2 separate regions of the Homo sapiens genome follow, and region 2 is linked to region 1. A link is a contact called in ENCODE Hi-C or POLR2A ChIA-PET data. All regions are on one chromosome and are shown on one strand. Each heading gives the region's core, a stretch centred on a gene start or an enhancer-like site at or near the end of the contact. The rest is flanking DNA. Distances are from core to core; before and after follow the strand shown. Region 1 holds the start of ZNF562 (zinc finger protein 562). Region 2 holds the start of ZNF266 (zinc finger protein 266).

The links. A loop is a pair of places that touch in the nucleus more often than their neighbours do. ChIA-PET counts read pairs that join two places held with the same protein, here RNA polymerase II (POLR2A). Pooled maps may share reads with other maps.
Region 2: a loop to region 1 is called in a map of CD4-positive, alpha-beta T cell, with 10 times the contacts of the local background. The contact joins the promoter of ZNF266 here to the promoter of ZNF562 in region 1. A Hi-C loop is called at or near these places in 1 of 168 maps with a recorded cell type or tissue (CD4-positive, alpha-beta T cell), 7 of 37 single-sample maps with no recorded cell type and 15 of 50 pooled maps. POLR2A ChIA-PET finds 5 or more read pairs at or near these places in 1 of 52 experiments (B cell).

Annotation. Positions count from the first base shown.
Region 1 is chr19:9,673,003-9,676,387 of GRCh38, forward strand. ZNF562 (zinc finger protein 562) reads right to left here and starts at 2,098. Exons shown (of 6, transcript NM_001130031.2): 1 at 2,013-2,098. RefSeq lists enhancers at 1,067-2,266, 1,805-2,304, 1,983-2,042, 2,305-3,304.
Region 2 is chr19:9,433,732-9,436,873 of GRCh38, forward strand. ZNF266 (zinc finger protein 266) reads right to left here and starts at 1,842. Exons shown (of 11, transcript NM_001370374.1): 1 at 1,553-1,842; 2 at 1,377-1,462; 3 at 1,067-1,128; 4 at 344-504; 5 at 1-55. It overlaps LOC105372269 (a long non-coding RNA gene), which reads left to right and starts at 1,910. Exons shown (of 3, transcript XR_007067133.1): 1 at 1,910-2,041. RefSeq lists an enhancer at 1,633-1,762.

The sequences.
Region 1 (3,385 bases), core at 848-3,347:
TTCTCCATGCCTCCTTGCCTCTAGTTACTGTAAACAACCTTCCCATCAGCTCTAATCAATAACTCACATCTGTTCCCTTGGCTACTCATTCTGCAGCTATTCCACTCTTTGAAACTGCACATCCCACCATCATGACTCACACATCCCCCTACCCTTCCTTATTTGGGGAAAATATTCACAGATAGCCAATAGGGTCAGTTTAGATTCTGCGGTCTGACCCTAACCCACGGGGGAGAGACACAGAAGTAGGGACCCAGCGTTAGAAATAAAAACCCCTTCCCCTCCCTTATCTGGTGTACTCTCGCCATCACTCCATCCACGAGACTCACCCTTCTATAGAAATAAATTGCGTTGCTGAGAAAACTTTTGCCTGAGTGCTGGTTTCACTTTGCAGCACCCAGCGTTTTATTTTTTTATCTCCAACAGCTGGGATTACAGGGGCCCACCACCAAGCCCGGCTAATTTTTGTATTTTTAGTAGAGACAGGGTTTTACCATGTTGGCTAGGCTAGTCTGGATCTCCTGACCTCAGGTGATCCGCCTGCCTCTGCCTCCCAAAGTGCTGTGATTACAGGTGTGAGCCAGTGCATCTGGCCTGGCTTTAAGTAGAAAGGCTTGCAGCTGGTAACAATTAGAAAAAAAATAACCTGCAAGAAAATAAAAATTAAAAACTAAAGGCTTAGTCTACACGCGTTCATATTTACATACAAAAACGGGCACACCCTAAACAACTATGTTTTTTCCATCTGAATGTAATGTGTCAAAAATAAGTGGCGGGTGGATCACTTGAGGTCAGGAGTTCGAGACCAGCCTGGCCAACATGGTGAAACCCCATCTCTACCAAAAATATAAAAAATTAGCCAGGTGTGGTGGTGCACGCCTGGAATCCCAGCTACTCGGGAGGCTGAGGCAGGTGAATCATGTTATAAAGTTTTCATGCCACAAAAAAAAAGCACTCAAATATAACATTTTCTTTTCTCAGCAAGGCAATTTACTTCTACAGAAGGGTGTGCCCTCACAGATGGAGCAATGGTGAGCACACACCAGGACAAGGGAGGGGAAGGGGTTCTTATTCTTGAGGAAAGTGGCCCCTGCCGCTTTGTCCTTCCCCGATGGCTAGGGTTAGACCCCACAGGCTAAACTAATTCCAATTGGCTAATTTAAAGAGAGTGACAGGGTGAGTGGTTTGTTGGGGAAAATGGTTATAACAGAGCAGGAAATTGGAATGAGTCAGGGTGGAAAATGAGTCAGGGTGGAGTAAGTAATCGAAATAAGTCTGGGTGGAGCAGGTAATCAGAATGAGTCAGGGTGGAGCAGGTGATCGAAAAAGGTTGCTTTACGGAGAAGTTTAAAAGTAGAAGGCAAAGAATTAAACATACTGACATATTGATTTTTTAAAAAGAAATTTAAAACTCATATCTAACAATCACTTGAACCCGGGAGGTGAAAGTTGCAGTGAGCCAACATCGTGCCACTGCACTCCAGCGTGGGCGACAGAGTAAGACTCCAAATCAAAAAAAAAAAAAAAGTAAAGGACATCAAGACAACGCCAGATTCTCAGATGAGACATTTTTTAGCAAATAAATGGAAGTCACAGCCCTCTTGAAACCATTTTTCCGCCGTTGCTCACCAGGAACATGCCGGAAGAGATAGGTTCCAGACGCGGGAGAATGCGGGGCCAGAGCCAACCTCACCAGAAGGGCAGAAATCCTTTTCCTTTCGGAAAGAAAAAAACTCCCAAAGGTTGCTTTCCAAGCTTTTCAAGAGAGGAGCACAGCGGATGAAAGTACTCAAGAAAACACCCGGCGGAGGCGGAACAAACACACTTCCCGACGCAGCCAGACGGACTGTGCGGCCTCTCGGAACTGGCCAGAGGCCGCACCAGGAGGACTGACAGCCCCTAGAAAAGCGAGTGAAACTAGGCGGATCTGAGAGGCTCCTGGGCGACCACGCCCAATCCTTCCTTTGCCGCCCCGCTGGTATGTCCCGGACCCCCAAGCAGGTAGAACTCACCACAGCGGGGTGGACTCCACCACAATAAAGGTTAAACGGCACTGACCATGCTGAGCCACAGCCGGTAAAGATGGCGGTGGCACACTGACGTCACTTCCGCTCCGAGCCTCCGGCCGGGTGGGGCTCCAGGGCTTGAGTTTCAGGCACGTAGGACAAAGAAATTCTAGTTTCCTCCTGGGTGGGTGCCGGACAGTGCCTGGGGTTGGCTCAGGGAGCGGGATGCAGAAACGGGTTCAGAGAAAAAGATGAGTTTAGAACCGGACCTCTGGACGGAACCGTGGGCGAGGGGTGGGGCCCATATTTGGGGGCGGTTTAGAGGTGGGACCCGGCCTAGCCCGCGTTTCAGGTGCCCAGACGGGTTGGAAAGGCGGGGATGGGGGATGGGACGCACCCCAGAGGATGCTCCTCCAAAGCTTATCCTGGGCGGGCTCAGTGGCTCACGCCTGTAATTCCAGCACTTTGGGAGGCTAAGGCAGGTGGATAGCTTGAGTCCAAGAGTTCCAGACCAGCCTGAGTGAAATAGCAAGACCGTGTGTCTTTTTTTTTCTTTTCTTTTTTTTTTTTTTTTTTTTTTTGAGACAGAGTTTCACTCTTGTTGCCCAGGCCTGTGCCCGGCTCGACCCTGTCTCTATTAAAATATATATATAAGGCCAAGCGCCAGTGGTTCACGCCTGTAATCCCTGCACTTTGGGAAGCCAAGGCGGGCGGATCACCTGAGGTCGGGAGTTTGACACCAGCCTGGCCAACATGCTGAAACCCCGTCTCTACTAAAAATACAAAAAAATAGCTGGGTGTGGTGGCAGGCGCTTGTAATCCCAGCTACTCAGGAGGCTGAGGCAGGAGAATCGCTTGAACCCGGGAGGCGGAGGTTGCGGTGAGCCGAGGTTGCGCCACTGCACTCCAATCTGGGGGACAAGAGCGTGACTTCATCTCAAAAAGAAAAAATATATATATATGTGTGTGTGTGTGTGTGTGTGTGTGTGTGTGTGTGTGTGTCAAGCTTTTTTGTATGCCGCTCCTCATGTTCCTGGAGCCTTTCCATGATTCTTCCATATTAAACCTGCCAGTGATAGATGGCATGGTCTGTCTCTTCCATTCAGTCATTCTTTCTGTAGGCCTTTATTTTTTCTTTTTCTTTTTCTTTTTTTTTTTTTTTTGAGACGGAGTCTCTCTCTGTCCCCCAGGCTGGAGTGCAGTGGTGCAATCTCGGCTCACTGCAAGCTCCGCCTCCTGGGTTCACACCATTCTCCTGCCTAGCCTCCTAAGTAGCTGGGACTACAGGCGCCCGCGACCACAACCAGCTAATTTTTTTGTATTCTTAGTAGAGACGGGGTTTCACGGTGTTAGCCAAGATGATCCCCATCTCCTGACCT
Region 2 (3,142 bases), core at 592-3,091, 240 kb before region 1:
CACTTGAGGTCAGGAGTCTGAGACCAGACTGGCCAACATGCTGAAACCATCTCTACTAAAAAAAAAAAAAATACAAAAATACAAAAATTAGCCAGGCATGGTGGCGCACACTTGTAATCCCAGCTACTAGGGTGGCTGAGGCAGGAGGATGGCTTGAAAACCCAAGAGGTGGAGGTTACAGTGTTTCAGTGAGCCGAGATCCTGCCACTGCACTGGAGCCTGGCAACAGCGAAACTCTGTCTCCCAAAAGATATCACTTACTATTTCCTGTCATACATTTAAGATTAAATTATCCCACCACATTGTTTCCCCAACCAAAGAAAGAATACTGACTCTGTCAAACCTGGGAGTAATCTTTGATGCACTCCTCTCTCTCACCATAGAAGTGGAGTCAGCCAATTCACAGAATGCTTTGCCCAGCTCTTATTTCCTTCCCCTTCAGTATGGCTAAATCATACCATATTTTTGGTCTCAGCTTGCATATCACTCTTTTCTTAGCATTGCCTATTCCAAAGAAAAATAGAGAAAATAATTCTGTCCTCTACTTTACTTACAGACCTTCATCAATTTGTAATACACTTATTTGCTTGGTTACATGACAGCCTCCTCCACTAGTTTACAACCTCCCTAAGAACAGCCCTAGGCTGAATTTTTTTACTATGCCTTAATTAACCATTCAGACACTCATCCATTTACAGGATACACCAATAAATGAAGGATACATTTAAACACGGCACAGAATACAATCAGAACTACCAAAATGTATAACTTTCTGAAAGAACGAGTGACTGCGCAAAAAGACAATATAACGGATAAACAGTGTCTGCTAGTTTTAAAGAGACTAAAAGACATGAAACTTGGATACGTAATAGATCCCAAAACAATCAAAACCATATATTGGAACAAAGTGGAGAACTGTACCTTTTTACACAGGGTACATATTAACAACATTTTAAATTTTCTGGGGTAATAGTATTATGGTTTTAAAAGGACATGTCTTTATCCACAGGACACGTATTACCAAGCATTTAAACCTTAAGTGTCACGCCTGCAATGTTCAACTTACTTCAAAGCCTCCATTCCTTCTTCCTAAAAGCCCGTTTTGAAGCTCTGTGGGGAGGTACAGGCCTAGGAAGTTCAGATAAAAAGAATAGCTGAGTATTCTTGCTTTTCTTCAGTAGAAAGACTTCTGGTCTACAAACGTTTATATTCACATAGAGAAATAACCACACCCCAGATACCTAAAAAATAGCTTTATGTTTCTACCTGAATGTAGAGTGTCAAAAGTAAATACAGGATGCGCAAAGAGAAAAACAAATTCTCAGATAAAACAGGAGGAAGAAGCCCCCGAAACCAACTTTCACCCCAGTACTCACCGCGACGAGCTGGACTCGCCAGGTACGGGAGATTGGGGGGATGAAGGACCAGTCAACCTGATTCGAACGACGAAAACTCGTTGTTTCTGGAAAAAAAAAAGTCACAAAGAATTGCTTTGGAAGAGTTTGAAGCGGCAATCACCGTGTTTGCAAAAATCGTGAGGAAGCGCCCTTACGACAGATCCCGAAACGGCTCCTGGCCCAGGGCCGTCGCAGTGACAACTCGAGTGGCTTTTTGAACCTGGCGGCGCCAGGAGGACCCGCGCGGCCCCGGCGGACGCGAGCGGAGCAGGCAAGGTCTCTCTAAGGAGGCCCCTCGGCGGCCTGGGGCAAACCGGTACTTTCGCCACCCCTTCCACCGCTGGCTCCCACCCGTCATCCGACCTCGCCAAAGCTGTATTAAGCCCAAACGCCACCAGGAAGAAAACGGGTTTGGCGGCGCGGAGAAAGCGCCGGAAAACACAGCAGCGCTCCGTGACGTCACTTCCGCCTCCAGCCTCAAACCTGGAGGAGCGCTCGGGAACTGCAACCTCAGCCGAGCTGAACAACCTCAGGCAGAGAGATTCTGGTTTACTCCCCAGTGGCTACGGAGACGCCTTGGAGGCCTTGGAGTCTGCTCACCTTGAGGGATGGAGGCCAAAAGGGGCCCAGAGCACAAGGCTGAGGTTAGAACCAGCCCTGCGGACGGGGCTAACCTAGGGTGGGGTCGGTGGTGTTGGCAAAGTTAGAGGTGGGGGCTCCCCCACAGGATGTGCACAATGCTCACAAAAAGCTTTTATTCTCACCTCCTCCCACGTTCCTAGCACCCTCAAAATGATGCTTCCTTTGATAATCCTGCCAGTCCATGATATGGCCTATCTCCTCCATTCATTCAATCTAGTTTTAGTTTTTTATTTTGTTTTTGTTTGAGACAGGGTCTCACTGTGTAGTCCAGGCTGGCGTGCTGTGGGGCGAAACTCATGGGCTCACGCCATCATCCCGCCTCAGCCTCCCGAGTAGCTGGGTCTACAGGCGCAGGCCACCATGCCCGGCTAATTTTTTTTCCCCCAGAGTTGAGGTATGTTACCCAGGCTGATCTCAAACTCCTGGGCTCCAACAATCATCCCGCCTCAGCCTCCCAAAAGGCTGGGATTACAGGCGTGCACCACGGCGCCGGGCCCAATTCAACTTGAGGCCAATATTTCCCCTTATTTCATTTATCTGGACGCCATGCTAAATTCTAATAGTTGATTCCTTTGTGTATTCAATATGCTGATACTTTTTGTAAATGTTGATTTTTTTTTCTTTGACTAATATATTGTTTTCTGAGATCTTACAGTGAGTTCCAGGGCCTCGTTGTAAAATACCGCGTTGTAAAATAGCACTGATATCAGGCATTCACTTCTGCAGGAGTGATTCTAGTTTCTCCAGAAATCGTTTTTGCTGTGCTTTGTAGTGGGTGGCCTTTATGGAGTTAATAAAGTTATTTTGAACACTGTTTTACTAACATGAAGAACTGTTCATGTACATTATCAAATATTTTGTGAATCTACTGAACTGGTAACTATTTTGCAGTTAATTTTTCAACTCAAAAAGATTTTCTTTTTTAAGTTTCCTCTCTTGCATTAAGAAGTCTTCATAAACTCTAGATTACATATAGATTTCCTAATTTTCTTCTGCAGCATATTACTTTAAAAACATTGAAATCTTTCATACTCATGGAATGTGTTTCAGTATGTGGTGTGGGATAGTGGATACAATATCTCTTTCCTCCAGAAACACGGCCA